Regions from separate parts of the Homo sapiens genome. Here region 1 is linked to region 2. A link is an interaction called in ENCODE POLR2A ChIA-PET data of the cell type or tissue named here. Cell type or tissue: HepG2. All regions are shown on one strand. Links, peaks and the distances in the headings refer to the core of each region. The heading gives the core; the rest is flanking DNA.

Evidence for each region. ChIA-PET counts read pairs that join two places held together with the same protein. Peaks named below come from ENCODE experiments on the same cell type or tissue, not always from the same donor. Only the 100,000 strongest peaks of a DNase experiment are listed, where the experiment ranks them.
Region 1: POLR2A ChIA-PET joins it to region 2 with 5 read pairs; 7 of 35 experiments call an interaction of 5 or more read pairs at or near these places.

The regions. Positions count from the first base shown.
Region 1 is chr17:8,123,663-8,128,035 of GRCh38, forward strand. HES7 (hes family bHLH transcription factor 7) reads right to left here and starts at 444. Exons shown (of 4, transcript NM_001165967.2): 1 at 381-444. The coding sequence starts at 422. It overlaps TRG-GCC2-6 (tRNA-Gly (anticodon GCC) 2-6), which reads left to right and starts at 2,084; the gene lies at 2,084-2,154. RefSeq lists enhancers at 302-822, 2,099-2,900, 2,713-2,772, 3,293-3,372 and silencers at 1,963-2,012, 2,123-2,172, 2,853-3,042. In HepG2, for the core only: no CTCF peak of the experiment used is centred there; a DNase peak (open chromatin) is centred at 2,069; H3K4me3 peaks cover 3,585 bases; H3K27me3 peaks cover 1,668 bases.
Region 2 is chr17:7,843,133-7,847,505 of GRCh38, forward strand. It overlaps KDM6B (lysine demethylase 6B), which reads left to right. Exons shown (of 24, transcript NM_001348716.2): 3 at 1,769-1,888; 4 at 2,182-2,324; 5 at 2,418-2,559; 6 at 2,740-2,838; 7 at 2,946-3,165; 8 at 3,268-3,360; 9 at 3,447-3,608; 10 at 3,687-3,884; 11 at 3,973-4,320. The coding sequence starts at 2,423. LOC124904106 (translation initiation factor IF-2) reads right to left here and starts at 2,396. Exons shown (of 4, transcript XM_047437265.1): 1 at 2,322-2,396; 2 at 1,745-1,807; 3 at 507-732. The coding sequence starts at 2,396. RefSeq lists silencers at 871-1,060, 1,601-1,820 and an enhancer at 1,971-2,090. In HepG2, for the core only: no CTCF peak of the experiment used is centred there; DNase peaks (open chromatin) are centred at 559 and 1,799; H3K4me3 peaks cover 2,276 bases; H3K27me3 peaks cover 307 bases.

The DNA of each region.
Region 1 (4,373 bases), core at 299-4,298, 280 kb after region 2:
GGCCAGCCCCGCCCGGCTCACAGCCAGAGTGGAGCAAGTGCCTATCCTCTTCTCTTTTCGTTCCCACCCTCCTCCCTTGGCTCTGCCCTCTAATTGCTTATTTTACTCCAACACCGGCCCCCTCCCCAGGCCACAAGGTGCCGACACCCATTACCGAGGCCCCTAGTCCTATGTTCCCGCCGCCCACTCAGGTCTGGCTCTGACCCCTGTCCCCTTCTTCATATTTTGCAGCTTCCTCTCCAGCTTCTGGCTCCTGGAGTTCTGGAGCACCGCTCCCCTTCCACCCCTGCGTCCCCAGCCTCTCTCCAGACCGACGGCGTCAGGGGCCCAGTCCCCTAGCCAAACCAGGGACCTCTGCTCCCTCCCCTCCCGCCTCTCACCTTGGGGCCGTCCCTATTCTCAGCTCGATCCCGGGTGACCATTGCTCCTCCGGACCCTGTGTGGACCGGTTCCCTGCTCGCCTGGAGCCTTATATTCCGCGGCCCAAGGGTAGGAGGGATAGGACCCGACCCCGCCCCCTTCGACATCCAGATTCTGCCCCTCTAGGACCCGGCACGAGGCTCCCGGAAAGAGGAGGAGTGAAGGGGGGAGGGGAAGGAGAGAAACTGGCCTGGGAGTGCGGGAAGTGAGGGGTGAATGGGGGCACTGGCTGGTTTACAGACCGTAAGGCTGTATAAGGAGGCGGGACCCAGCTGAAAGGAGGAGGCTATTGGGGCAGAGCTCGCTTGGGGATGAAATTCAGAGTTCCTCCAGAATTGCAGCTTTCTGGGAGGCTTACTGTACCCTCACTAACCCTGAAATAGAAGTTAGCACCTCTCAGCCCCCAGGCTGAATTTTATACATCATCTCCGAAGTTCGCTTCCTAGTCGAGACAGGGAGCAACCCGAGTGCGCTGGGTGAATCTGTCCGACTCAACCGAAGCTCTGCCGGGAGGTTGGAGAGGCGCTCTCTTCTATCTAAGCCAGTTACATTCAAGTCCGCGAACATCTGCGCGCCCACTCTGCGGACAGGGCACTTGTCTAGGCTCGGGCGAGTCATAGTGAGATACGCAGGAGAGACCCAGCTTATCCCTGCAGGATCTAATGGAAAAGACCATGTGACACCAAGTAGCTATTACAGAAGCCCAGTGAAGTAGGTGCTCCGGGAAAAGGTCTCCTTAAGGATGGCTGGACTGAGGAGGATCTTCAAGGCAGAGGGAGCAAGTCTTTGAAACATAGGTATGAGTGGAGAGGTCTTTCCACTTACAGTACAAGTATTTGATTCAAAACTAGTCATAGGAGATTCAGGAGTGTGGCTGATAGGACACCTCACGCAAGTGTGCCCGCATTGCTTGCTTCTGGAGGCCCCTGGTGACTGTAGGGTAGCAGGGAGCAGGCAGTTTACTAAGGGGAAAGCAAGGGGTACAAAAAAGGGATCAACACCCACCTCAAACCAAGAGCATGACCCTCCGCAGAACGATGCCTGACCACTCGAGGGCTTCAGGACAAAGTGTCTGAGAAGATAAATCAGAAACTGAAGGGAACAGCCAGGTTGCCAGGGATAAAGACACGGAAAGACAGGGTTGCAGACCGAGACGGAAGACAGCTGTGAAATCAGAGACCAATGGGGTTTCCTTCAAGCCCTCCCAACGGCCCTCCGCACCTTGGTTTTGTCACGAAGCCTTTCTTGCCATCATAGCCCGAGCCGGGAGAGGCACAGACCTTGAGGAGGGGGCTCCCATTTGGGATCAGGGCCCCCAGCACATCCCACCTCTCCGTCCTTCAGCCAAATGGGAACGCAAATGTGTGTCCCCATCAGCCCCCGCCGCCCCCCTCCTTGGGAACCTGGGCTCGGGCTGAATTTTTCTCACCTGCACGCGAGGCTGGGGGCCCCCGGCTGTTCGCACCCGGGTGTGGGGCCGCCCCTGGCCATATGGGGCGGCTTTATGGCCCGGTGGCCGGATCCGGACGAGAGGAAGGATGACTTGGCGCTCCACCCACGGCAACCATTCGGGACCACTTCCCTGGCCTACACCGTTGCCTGTCCGGGTCCGCCTCAACCTCTTACAATCTCAGATAGGATCCCCGCAGAATCTTTAAGCCGCGCATTGGTGGTTCAGTGGTAGAATTCTCGCCTGCCACGCGGGAGGCCCGGGTTCGATTCCCGGCCAATGCACGAGTACAGTTTTCTTTTCTCCCCTCCAAAAAAAGGATAATATATTTGGTAGCATTTCTAAGAAACATCTTCACTTAAATATTTCTACCAAATATTAATCTTAACCTTTTGACTATAGCAGAGTTTGCAGCCCCAGGCCTAAACGATTCCGCACGCCCTCGCACTCCCCTCCTCCCAGCATGGGGGTCCTGCAGCCTCCACACCCCCCTCCCTCCGTCCCCGGCCCGCACCTCCGCAGGCGTGACCCTGAGAAAGGACACAGTGCTCGGATCTCGGCCCCCCGCGGGGGAAGGGCCAGGTCTCCCCGCCCCCCACTCTACATCCCTTGTTCTTTCCACCTCTCTTCCTCTGTTATTTTCCGTTCTCTCTGAAGCACGCTTTCTTTTCTTAAGTCTATGGGTCTATGCCTTTTTTGTCTCGCCTCCTTTCCGGGTCTCTGAGTGTCTCTTAGCTCCTCCATCTCTGTATCTCTCACGTTTTTTCCAGATCTTCAGCGACTTCTGCCCTGGGTCTCTCTGGTGTTGGTGGTCTCCTCCCTCCGCATCTCTGATTCCGCGTCTCTCCGCGTCTTGGCGTCTGCATCTCCGCCTCTGGCTCTCTCGGGTCTCTGGTATCTCGTCGTCTCTCCGAGTCTCTGTCGCCTCCCGGGACTCTGCGCTCCCACGCTCCTGCCATCCCCTGGGAAGCTCGCTGACACTTCCAGGTTCCTGCCACCTCCCCTCCCCGCCCCTTCCCGGCCGCTTTGATCCCGCACGCGTCGGCCCGAGGGCGGGCGGGTGGGCGCACAGCCACCTGCGGCGACCACTTGTGAGCGGGGCGGGGCGGGCCGGCTGGGCGGGGCGGCGGGGCTCCCCGCGGTCCGCTCCCTTCCGGCGCGCTCCGCCTCCCACCGCTCGCCTCCTCCTGGCTCTGTCCGCGGTCGCTGCCGGGGCCTGTGGGCTCGGGGCTCAGGTTCGCTGAGTGAATCTGGGTCTCGGCCTTAGTCTATCTGGGTCTCTGTCTCTGGAATTCACCCTGGAGCTGTCCCTCCCGTTTCTTTCAACCTGTTTTATTTGCGCCAGGGTCTGGGTCTCTGTCTCGTCCTCGGATTGTATCTGTGACTGCCAATGCTCTGTTCTTAGCGCTAAGTAGTAACCGTGGCCTCCAGAAGGAAACTGTTAAAAAAAAAAAGTGCATCTATCTATATGCCTGTGTGCGCAGCTGCTGGATTTATTCGGTCAGCCCATATTTATGGGGTGCCTCCTGTGTGCCGAGTACTGTAAGGAGTACATTGGGTCTGGGCTTTCCTGAAGCTTATATTACAGAGGGAAAGACAGACAATAACTACGAAAGCAAAAAATAACATAAGATAGCTTCAGATGGTTATAAGGCTGTGGGAAGAAAACAACAACAACAACAACAAAAAGGTCATGGCGATGACTTGAAAGTGAAGGGCTACTTTACTCTGGGTGGTAAGAGACAGCCTCTATGAAGAAGTGATATTTGATGCCAGCGTAGTCAGCAGCCTTGAGTCCAGGCAAAAGGATCTGCAAGTACAGGCTCTGAGGCAGGAGAGCTATTTGCTGGTGGGAGCTGGAGAAAGAGGTCCGGCGAACTCGGGATGGAGGATTTGCAGAGTGGCAGAGATCAGATTAGAGAGTCAGGCGTAGCCCATCCCACAGGATCTTGGAGAGTATTGAAGGAATTTGGATTATAACGGCAATTGGAAGCCAGTGGGGGATTTTCATCAGCAAAGTTATATTCTCTGACTGATGTTTTAAAAGATCACTTTGGGGCCAGGCGCGGTGGCTCACGCCTGTAATCCCCGCACTTTGGGAGGCCGAGGCAGGTGGATCACCTGAGGTCAGGAGTTCGAGACCAGCCTGCCAACATGGGAAACCCCGTCTGTACTAAAAATACAAAAATTAGCCGGGCGTGGTGGCACACGCCTGTAATCCCAGCTACTCTAGAGGCTGAGGCAGGAGAATCGCTTGAACCCGGGAGGCGGAGTTTGCAGTGAGCCGAGATCGCGCCACTGCACTCCAGCCTGGGTAACAGAGCGAGACTCCGTCTCAAAATAATAATAATAATTAATAAGATCACTTTGGACCGGACGCTGTGGCTCACGCCTGTAATCCCAGCACTTTGGGTGGCTGAGTCAGGCGGATCGCTTGAGCCCAGGAGTTCGAGACCAGCCTGGCCAACATGGCGAAACCCTGTCTCTATTAAAAATACAAAAA
Region 2 (4,373 bases), core at 163-4,162:
CCGAAGGGGAAGCTGCCTTTCCTGGTAACTGGCGGCGCTCTCGGGACCACTTCCCAAGCAGGCATCTGCCCCTCTGTTGTCTGGTTCCCCGGCTCCCCCTCCACGTCTGGTTCTTGGGTCTCCTCCCCGCCCCTGCCTCGGTACTCGGGTGGGGGCAGTCACGGAGGGCCATACTTGACCACAGTTCAGCGCCGTACCTGGCTTGGTTACTGATGGAAAGGATGCTGCCTCTAGTGAGGAGAGAGTTCTGACAGTAATACCACGTGAACCGCGGAGAGGGTCCGCGGGGCCCAAGCGACCACAAGGGCTTGGCGGAGAGTGGCACGCAGGGACCTGTAGGGTCCAAGCGCTTCCATGCAAACAAACGACCTTGCCCCTTCGGGAAGGAAGGCTCTTTTCACCAGAAACCCGTCTGCCCTTGTGGGCTGGGTGGAAATTTCCCCACAGCGCAGACTTCTCTCAACGAACGCGAACTTTCCAGCCACCCCCAGCCCCTCGTCGCGCACTCTCCCCCGGCTTCCTGCCCGGCGCTCGCTCCAGCTGGAGCGCTGGCCCCGCCCCCGCGGCTTTGTACTCGACACTCGCCTCTCGCTGCTCTTTGTACTCTAGACTCTCAATGGACCGATCCCGGGAGCCGAGTCGGCTCCCTACCTGCGGGGACGCCGGGTAGGCAAGGAGGAGGCGCGGGGACGCAGCTCCTGGGCTCAGAGAGGCGAGAAGGAAGAGCTGGGGCTAAAGGGAAGGTGCCCAAGAGAGGGGAGCGCTGTGCCAGTCGGGGGTCCAGTCGGCACCAAAGCGAAAGGGTGGGGGGGGCGTGAAGGAGGAAGTGAAACGAGTTCTGGGTTCTTTAAGGGAGTGGGTGGTGAGAGTGGGACAAGGGTGATGTCACTGCCTGTCGGGCCCCGCCCTCCTCCCTCCCTCAGGACCCCCCCCCCCGCAGTACATTTACACACACCGCTTCCGCTGCGCAAGTAGCCACGTCACGGGCAACCCCCGAAATCCCCCCTCCCTTGGGGGGCGGGGGCCACGTGGGCCGTGGGGAACCGCGTGGCCCCGGCGGGGAAGGGCAGAGAGGATACGCGAGCCACGAGAGAGGGGCCACTCGGGACCGCGGTGCGCGACTTCTCGGAAGTTGGGGGACTAAAAGGGGTCTGATTTTGGGGGTCGGTCGGTATTGAAGACCCAGAAAGCCAGGGGAAGTAGAGGACCTGGAGGAACTGGGTATGAGACTGGGGGCTTGACCAAGGTTTGGGTCGGGGTCAGGCGTTGGGGGTGGAGCGCCGATAGCGGCGCGGACGGGTTTGGGTGCCGTGGAAGTCGCTGTGGCTGGCCAGCCCTAAGCAGTTAATAGGGGCGCTCGGGGTAGGGAGGTCTGTCACTGGGCGAGGTGAAGTGAGGAAGGGGAGGGACGTCTTTTTTGCGTTCTGCATCCGTCTGTCGTCCGTCGGTCTTACGGTGGCCGGGCGTGGGGCTACTCGAGCAGCCTGGCCGTGGCCACCGGCGGCTCTGGGTGCTTGAGGCTTGCGGGTAGCGCCGGCCCCCACGCCGGCCGGAGCATGCGACTAACCGGCCTCATCCGCATGCGTCTTGTCCTGGCTGCCTTCTGGCCCTGACGGCCGGAGTGTCGGATCCTAGATGGGGACCCTAGGTGGGAGCCGCGGGGTCACATCGGGGTCACCCCGGGCTGAGCTCGTCTGACCGGCTCCCGCGCCCCTCCTCCCCCGGCCACCGCTGCCGGGCTCACCTCGCTCCCATTGGTTCCGGCCAGGCTGTTACTGAGGCGGAGACACGGGTGATGATTGGCTTTCTGGGGAGAGAGGAAGTCCTGTGATTGGCCAGATCTCTGGAGCTTGCCGACGCGGTGTGAGGACGCTCCCACGGAGGCCGGGTAAGCGGCCGCTGCGTTTTGGGTCGGCCCAGTGGCTCCGGACTGGAAGCCTGGCAGCGCAGCCACCCCGTCCCTCTGACCGGCCTTTTGGTTCCCTGCCACACACGTCCTGACTCCCAGCCACACTCCTGGGCCTCTAGGGAGTGGTTGGGCCGGGCCTCCCTTTGGGGAAAGCTAAGGCCGGGCCCTTTGCACAAATGACAAATTGGTGGATGCCACAGTCCGCCCATCCCAGCCCCTGGGCCTTGACTGTGTGCTGGCCAGCTCGTCTCACTCCTTTTCCTTCTCTCTAGAATTGGCTGTGAAAGGACTGAGGCAGCCATCTGGGGGTAGCGGGCACTCTTATCAGAGCGGCTGGAGCCGGACCATCGTCCCAGAGAGCTGGGGCAGGGGGCCGTGCCCAATCTCCAGGGCTCCTGGGGCCACTGCTGACCTGGTAAGGGAAACTCTGGGGCCGAGCTGGCTGGATGTACACTGGCAGCTCTGGTTTTGCCTCCAGTAAGAGCATAATTTCTTATCCCCAACTCAGGCTGGATGCATCGGGCAGTGGACCCTCCAGGGGCCCGCGCTGCACGGGAAGCCTTTGCCCTTGGGGGCCTGAGCTGTGCTGGGGCCTGGAGCTCCTGCCCGCCTCATCCCCCTCCTCGTAGCGCATGGCTGCCTGGAGGCAGGTGAGAAGTTGGGGCCCTCTGTCTCCAGGCACACCTCTTTCCATCTCTGTATCCCTCAATCTGTGTCATTCTCCATGGGTTCCTGTCATTCTGTGGGCTTCCGTGCATCAGCCCCCTCCTGCCTAGGTAGGACAAGACTGCTCCTTTTTGCCGTATATAACAGACTCCTTCTCTCTCCAGATGCTCAGCCAGCATTGGGCAGCCCCCGCTTCCTGCTCCCCTACCCCCTTCACATGGCAGTAGTTCTGGGCACCCCAGCAAACCATATTATGCTCCAGGGTGAGTGGATATTTGAAGGTTCTGGGAGTGGGAGGTAAGGCTGGGGCCTTGAAAGAGTCCCCTCAAGCCCAACCCCCACCCACACCCCCACCCCTTCTGCTCTGTAGGGCGCCCACTCCAAGACCCCTCCATGGGAAGCTGGAATCCCTGCATGGCTGTGTGCAGGCATTGCTCCGGGAGCCAGCCCAGCCAGGGCTTTGGGAACAGCTTGGGCAACTGTACGAGTCAGAGCACGATAGTGAGGAGGCCACACGCTGCTACCACAGCGCCCTTCGATACGGAGGAAGCTTCGCTGAGCTGGGGCCCCGCATTGGCCGACTGCAGCAGGTAGGAGAAGGCAGGGCGTGGGGGACGGGATTGTACGATTGTGCCTTCTGGCTCAGTGCCCCACCTGACATCTGCCCCTGCCCCGTGTCCCCCCACCCCCAGGCCCAGCTCTGGAACTTTCATACTGGCTCCTGCCAGCACCGAGCCAAGGTCCTGCCCCCACTGGAGCAAGTGTGGAACTTGCTACACCTTGAGGTGAGGCTGGCACTGGGTGGGTTAGGGAGGAGAGCCAGGCTGTGCCTGCACCCGTGCCATTTTCTCTTCTCTCTTTTTGTTCTCAGCACAAACGGAACTATGGAGCCAAGCGGGGAGGTCCCCCGGTGAAGCGAGCTGCTGAACCCCCAGTGGTGCAGCCTGTGCCTCCTGCAGCACTCTCAGGCCCCTCAGGGGAGGAGGGCCTCAGCCCTGGAGGCAAGCGAAGGAGAGGCTGCAACTCTGAACAGGTGTGGGTATAGGGGGGCCAGCAGGCAGTAAGTAGGCAGGACTTGGGAATGGGATTCTCACACTCTCTTCTCTCCTAGACTGGCCTTCCCCCAGGGCTGCCACTGCCTCCACCACCATTACCACCACCACCACCACCACCACCACCACCACCACCACCCCTGCCTGGCCTGGCTACCAGCCCCCCATTTCAGCTAACCAAGCCAGGGCTGTGGAGTACCCTGCATGGAGATGCCTGGGGCCCAGAGCGCAAGGGTTCAGCACCCCCAGAGCGCCAGGTGAGCCCCTGCCTGTTGCCTTTCACCTCTCACCTACAAGTCCCACGCTCTCTATTCCTCATCCTGCATCCCTGTTTATCTCCTATAGGAGCAGCGGCACTCGCTGCCTCACCCATATCCATACCCAGCTCCAGCGTACACCGCGCACCCCCCTGGCCACCGGCTGGTCCCGGCTGCTCCCCCAGGCCCAGGCCCCCGCCCCCCAGGAGCAGAGAGCCATGGCTGCCTGCCTGCCACCCGTCCCCCCGGAAGTGACCTTAGAGAGAGCAGAGTTCAGAGGTCGCGGATGGACTCCAGCGTTTCACCAGCAGCAACCACCGCCTGCGTGCCTTACGCCCCTTCCCGGCCCCCTGGCCTCCCCGGCACCACCACCAGCAGCAGCAGTAGCAGCAGCAGCAACACTGGTCTCCGGGGCGTGGAGCCGAACCCAGGCATTGTGAGTGACAACTGAGGGTGGAGGGGGGGATGGGTGGAGCTTGTCTTGAGGCA